Regions from separate parts of the Homo sapiens genome. Here region 1 is linked to region 2. The links are chromatin contacts, found by Hi-C in ENCODE. All regions are on one chromosome and are shown on one strand. Each heading gives the region's core, a stretch centred on a gene start or an enhancer-like site at or near the end of the contact. The rest is flanking DNA. Distances are from core to core; before and after follow the strand shown.

Region 1 (2,967 bases), core at 161-2,660, 1.4 Mb before region 2:
CTACTCGGTAGGCTGAGACAGGACAATCGCTTGAACCCAGGAGGCGGAGGTTGTGGTGAGCCTAGATCCACAATTGCACTCAAGCCTGGGCAGCAACAAGAGCGAAACTCCGTCTCAGAAAAAAAAAAAAAAAAAAAAAATCTGATATAACACAGGAAGTTCTTATGTTAACAAAATAGATACAAAATAGCAACAATGTCTAATCAATTCATGTTTGAAAAAAATACCAAATATGTACATTAAGGTTACAACTGCATAAAATGTAGTCATGCAAATAAAGATTAAAGGGATGAATTTGCATAGTTTAATACTCATTTTGTTCTTTTTTCTATATATTTAAGTGCATAATAATTCTGATTCAATAATGACCCCAGTGCACTTCTCCCACTCAAAACATCTAACCTCTATGTTGTACTTTTGCCCACCACCTGAATTTCTCAAATGCATTAAAAGCATTACATGAGGGCATCTCTTAAGATGAAATATTTAAAATTTAAGTATTTCTGGCATGCAATATGGTTTTTCCTGTAATTCCTTGAAAGCAAAATATTAATAATAGAAAAATCAAAACTCTTGCTTTCCTATTATAATGCCATAAAACCATTCTGGAAGGTCGTTTGGGAGATAGGAAGAGTCTTAGTTGCCTCCCTCTGATCTAGTAATTGGGCGGGGTCTTTTAAGGACTAAAATGATGTGAATAAATGAAGAGAAAAAGTGAAATGGGAAGAAAAGCAAAGGCAAGCTGTGTAAGGCATAGGTGGAGAGTGCTGAATAGTGTCTTCAATAAAATGCCTTAATACAATGATGTAAGCTAGGAAGAGGTGCGGAGTGGGAAGGGAAGAGGCTGGAGACAAATTCTCATTACTAGTGTTAGTAATTAAAGAGCAGATGTTTGTAGTTTAGCTTTTTCTTCATACTTATTACTACTTATTCAACTTTGAAATTTCCTCAGCTACCATTTTATTCATGATCTTCACTATCTAGGCCTAAATTATAGCATGCTCTAGCTCATTTCCTGAGCTCCAGAACCTCTCTATTGCAATTTTATTTTTACATAGCAATCATAGTCATTCTTCTCCTTAAATTTTCCTATTTGTTTTTTAACCCGTCTCATCGAATCTAAGCTTTTTACTGTAACATTAAAAAAAAGAAAAGAAAAAAGCCTCCTTCCCTGCCCACCTTCATCAATGATGTCCCCAAACTTACCTATTAAAACCTCAAAATCAGTCTTTCCCCAGGTCGGCCTTTGGATAACTCAGAGGTCAGTCCCTGCAGGATCGCCCAGTTTCCATCAGGGCAAATGCTGATCTCCTAAGTGAAAAGTCCTGGCGGCTGCCTCCAGTGCCCCCCTGCAAATCATTACAAATCAACCTCTTTCAGGTTTGGCTTAAACTCTCACCTCCTGGAAACTGCTTTCCTGAAGTCACAAACCGGGCGTGCAGATCCCCATCCCCCACCCCCAGCAGTGCATTATTATGCAGTCACTGCTTTTGTTCCGAGTTCTGAGCCTGCTTCTATTTGCATCGTAACCTCTTTGGGGGCCGGGACTGTGCACTTGCTCCCTTTCTATACCTCTCCACAGTTCCTAGTACCGGCCAAAAACACTGCTGAAATGCCTAATGAATCAACCAGAAGTTCCTTAGCATAATATAGGAGCGTGGAAGTGATGTTTAGGGGGGCTTCCCTTGCTTCCCTGATCCCCAGATGGAGAGAAATGGCAATTTGCCCTTCCAAGGTAAGCAGTTTCCTAAACCAGATAAAATTTTAACGATTCTGAAACCTAATGGATGTGTAACTACTCAATTCTGAGTTACTACACAAACAGTTTTGCCCTTTGTATCCTGAGAGAAAAGTACGAATGAATTAAAAGAAGACAAAACATTGTAAATTTCATAAACCTCAGAGTGGCTTTTTATGCTTTATGTCGATTTTTAGAATTTCCTAGTCCAGTCTTTCATGAATCGAAGAATATTTCAGGAATCATAATTGCAGACTAAAGAATTTATGAGCTTGTGAAATTTTAGGAATCACTTTTAAGACTTTTCAGAGTTTTACAGACAATGCTCTTACCTAATAACTAATATTCGCTTAACATTTTTTTCAACACCTAAATGCCTGGCACCATGCTAAGCATTGAGATATTCATAGCATTCATTTCAATGGTTATGAGGAGATGAAGGATTGAGCAGAGGAAGTGGGTAAAGAAACGCTAAATAACTCAGCCATAAACTTTTGATTAAGGTGTAGCAACACACTTCAGTTGAACTTTTTAAATGAGAGGAACCCAAACGACCTTAAATTTCTGGCAAATATGAAAGAAAGGAGTTGAGAAAAAAGGAGTATGGAAAAAAGAGCAGCAGATGTAAGCTATGGCCTTAGTGGAGGAAAGTGAGTAGAAGGGGCTTTAGAATTCGCCTTTTTTCTTTAATTCTAAGAATGAGGTTGGTAGCAGGTAAGGAAGGTAAATGCCAGCTGAGTAGATGGTACCAAAGTTGATTTGTTTTTAAAAGACCATTGTTTATTTGGTGGTCTGTCAGGGAAACTTGTACCTTGCAGGTGAATTTCCAACATAGGCCTACTGGAAACTGAAACCCTGAGCCCCAGGGTTTAGGTATAAATGGAAGCAAAATTGTGAAGTGAGTCCATTTCTCCCCCTTTTTAAACATAAACATCCACTCCACCTCCACCCTATACTCAGTTTTTCTTTTCTTTTCTTTTCTTTTTTTTTTTTTTTTTGAGACAGAGTCTCGCTCTGTCACCCAGGTTGGAGTGCCGTGGCGTGATCTCGGCTCACTGCAACCTCCGCCTCCCGGGTTCAAGCAGTTCCCCTGCCTCAGCCTCCTGAGTACCTGGGATTACAGGTATGCACCACCACGCCTGGTTAATTTTTGTATTTTTAGTAGAGACGGGGTTTCACCATGTTGGTCAGGCTGGTCTCCAACTCCTGACCTCGTGATCTGCCCGCCT
Region 2 (3,266 bases), core at 148-2,647:
ATAATAGCACATACTTCATGTGTTTTTAGAAAGATGAAATTATATATATATTGCATACATACACATTACGTCTATATACACAAATACAGTGCTTAGTAAAGTGTTCAATAAATATCTATTTTTATATGTATAACTAGTATTATATCATATAATATGTATATATTATATTACATGTATTATTATATATATTTTCATATAGTCTAGTCTCAATTTTCCTGCTGGCTTCAATTTTCAGAGATTTAATTAATTGCCCTTTTTGTTTGAAGTTTTCTTTTCTCCATTTGCTCCCATTCTCCCTGCCCCCACTCCCTTACCGTACTTTCTTAGTTCCCAACTTTCTGGGCCTCCTCCCTGCCCAAATTGGATTTCATAGCCTCAAGAACTGCAGACTGTACAATTAAGGTAGTTGCTGCTTGCTATCTTTCTCCTTTTGCCACTCCCCCATGAACCTCAGTAACTTGGCTACGATTTCAATTTCTGCTCTGAAAAAATGCACTTATTAGAATTTTCCAATTATCTGCAATATGAATGCAGATAACTGGGGCTGATGTACCTAGTTCAGAAACACACCCCATGTAGTTGTGATGAAAGAATAACACTTTTTGCAGAAGAAATGCTCTATATTTATGATAAATATTCTTAGCAAAAATTGTCAGTAGAGCTATAAAAGGACCTTTGGAAGGGGCACTTGAAAACTCGGCTCAGCAACTTCCTTTTCCACCTTGAAGTATCCCCTTCAAAAGAATTCCCAAACAGATGATGTTTGATGTTCCGGACCTCGCAGCATGATGCGAAAGAAAGATCATGGGTTTTGAAGTAGGTTAGTGCAGACGCCTACTCTTTGGGTTATTTCTCAGCCTGAGCGCGTTTCCTGGCTTGTAAATCGCATGTAGGAATCCTTTCCTAAATCCACATCCACAATAGTTTCCCTTATTATGGGTCTTCGTGCATCTTATACCTTTCATTATCATAGTTTCACTTTCCATTTAAGCATCTAATAACGTCAGCTTCCTATAGTGCATTGTAAGCTCCACAAGGCCAAGGACCACGAGAATTCACTGTACCCCTGTATCCCCAGGCTAAACCATCACTGTACACTCAAGAGTCTAGCACAGTGCCTGGCACACAGTAAACAGCAAGTGAATGACAAGCAGTTGGCAGTGGCCGGAGCTCCGTCGCTGGGGCGTGGAGAGGGCCGCCCCGGCCCGCAGTTCCCGCCCTGACACTGGGATAACTTCCCCCGCGGCTGCCCAGCGCCGCCCTGACCAGACCCTCTGTACCCCGACTTCTGTCCGGCCAGAAGCCACAGCCGCACGCAGCGCCTCGCCCCGTGACGTCACTCGGGGCGGGACTTCCGGCCGCCGAAGTTTAACAGTCCAGGCGGGAGCCGGAAGCCCAGCGCGGAGCCGGCCGCGGCCCCCTGTTGTGTTGCTGCGGAGAGGTGAGGTTCCGGAGGCCCTGAGGTCAGCGGGCCCCCGCCCGCCGCGTCCGCGCACCCTCCCGATCCTAAGACCCGCTCCGTCCCCCTCAGAGGGCGGGGCGGCGGTCCTTGGGCTTTGCGCGCCCGGAGCGGTTGCTGGGCGGGGGCGCGGCGGCGCGCTGGGCTGGGAAGTGTCCGGGGAGGCGCGGGCCGGGGTCGCGCACCTCCCGGAGCCTTGTGGGGTGTGCTGCCTCCGAAAAGTTTGCCTCGTCTCCACAAGTCTGTCTCCTTTTTTGTCAACCTCAAGTACTTTTCTTTTGGCAGGTACTTGGATGCATTTTACAGGTTAGCCTCACTTGAGCTGTTGTCCTGCAAGTAAAGTGTATTTTTGGTGATTGAAAGTTGGAGAACTTTCATTTCAGCTGAGTGGTGTAGTTGAATTGGTTCCTGTAGCCGCTGTCCCTAAACCCAGGCCGACGTTACCGCCTTGTGTCCTGACTGCTAGCTTTCGACGGGACCGTCTTTGAGGGACTCATGTAAAGTCTCTCCCTTAATGCTCAGTTCTTAGAAGACCGAGGTAGGTGGGCAGATGGTCCTCTTCCCCGCCCCGCTTTAAGAGCCGAAAACAAACATTAAATCACCCGGCGAGTTGTGTTTCCTAAGTTGGAGCAGGTCGTTTGAACCCAGTTTTTCTGAGCCCAGGCCTCAGTGATCTACCCACTACACCCCGCAGCTCACCAGGCCTGGTTACGATGCAGTTAGACACAGCTTGCAGTTGTGGTTTACAGGGCTTAGAGCTCGCTTTTCCAGCAATTCATTAGTTGTTCCTTGACTTGGGAACCAAGGGGGCACGTGTTACACATGTTTAAGGCTCCAAATCCAAACATTGTGTTACATCTCTGCAGGTGACTTTAATGGCTTTTAGTAGCACTGTATCGGATGAATGGAGCATAAGGAAGCACATGAGTGAATTACATTAACTTTTTGTCTCGAGAATGAAACGTTTCTATAATTCTGTCTTTAACTTGTCCTCTGAAATGGCTTATACTAGACGTAGGTGTGCTGTTGTATTGGTGACTCGGGGACCTGCCTGTGACATCACTAATGCTGTGCAGTAGTCTTGCACTTTCCATACTAGGAAGGTGTGGGAGGTATAATTCTGTGCCCTCTCCCTTTCCTTTTCTCCCATGTACTTTTGAGCATCTTTTTTTCTCACTTATCGTTCATTACTACCTGTTGCTCTTTAAAGTGCCTGTCTAGAGCAGCTTCTTTGCCTTCTGTTTTCTAGACTTCCTTGGTTTGTGAAATCACCTTGTTAGAATTACGTGTTTCAGCTGTATGCTCTGAATAAATGATTGAAGGCATCGTAGTCCAAGTATTGGTATAGGGACTTAGTGGCGTCTCATTTGACCATATTGCTAATTTTAGAGTTTTGGAAAAACTGGTGTGACTGGATTCTGACCTGCAGAAATGCTAGTTTATCATACTTTTTTTAAAAATTAGGAAGTTACTTATTAGTAGTTATTTGTTGTGAAACTGCTGTGTGCCAGGAATGTTTCAAGACTCTGGTGTGGGGAGACAGACATTATAAGAACAAATAAAAATTTCAGATAGTGGCTGGGCACGGTGGCTCACGCCTGTGGTCCCAACACTTTGGGAGGCTGAGGCGGGCAGATCACCTGAGGTCAGGAGTTCGAGACCAGCCTGACCAACATGGAGAAACCCCGTCTCTACTAAAAATACAAAATTAGCCGGGTGTGGTGGTGCATGCCGGTAATCCCAGCTACTCGGGAGGCTGAGGCAGGAGAATCACTTGAACCTGGAAGGCGGAGGTTGTGGTGAGCCG

What was found. Hi-C counts contacts between places; a loop is a spot of excess contacts on that map. Pooled maps may share reads with other maps.
Region 1: a map of naive thymus-derived CD4-positive, alpha-beta T cell shows a loop between it and region 2 (8-fold over the local background). The contact joins the promoter of USP44 here to the promoter of NEDD1 in region 2. A Hi-C loop is called at or near these places in 2 of 168 maps with a recorded cell type or tissue (both naive thymus-derived CD4-positive, alpha-beta T cell) and 6 of 50 pooled maps.

What each region holds. Positions count from the first base shown.
Region 1 is chr12:95,550,066-95,553,032 of GRCh38, forward strand. It overlaps USP44 (ubiquitin specific peptidase 44), which reads right to left and starts at 1,411. Exons shown (of 6, transcript NM_032147.5): 1 at 1,207-1,411.
Region 2 is chr12:96,905,860-96,909,125 of GRCh38, forward strand. NEDD1 (NEDD1 gamma-tubulin ring complex targeting factor) reads left to right here and starts at 1,398. Exons shown (of 16, transcript NM_152905.4): 1 at 1,398-1,441; 2 at 1,745-1,997. RefSeq lists a silencer at 1,431-1,710 and enhancers at 1,951-2,040, 2,081-2,220.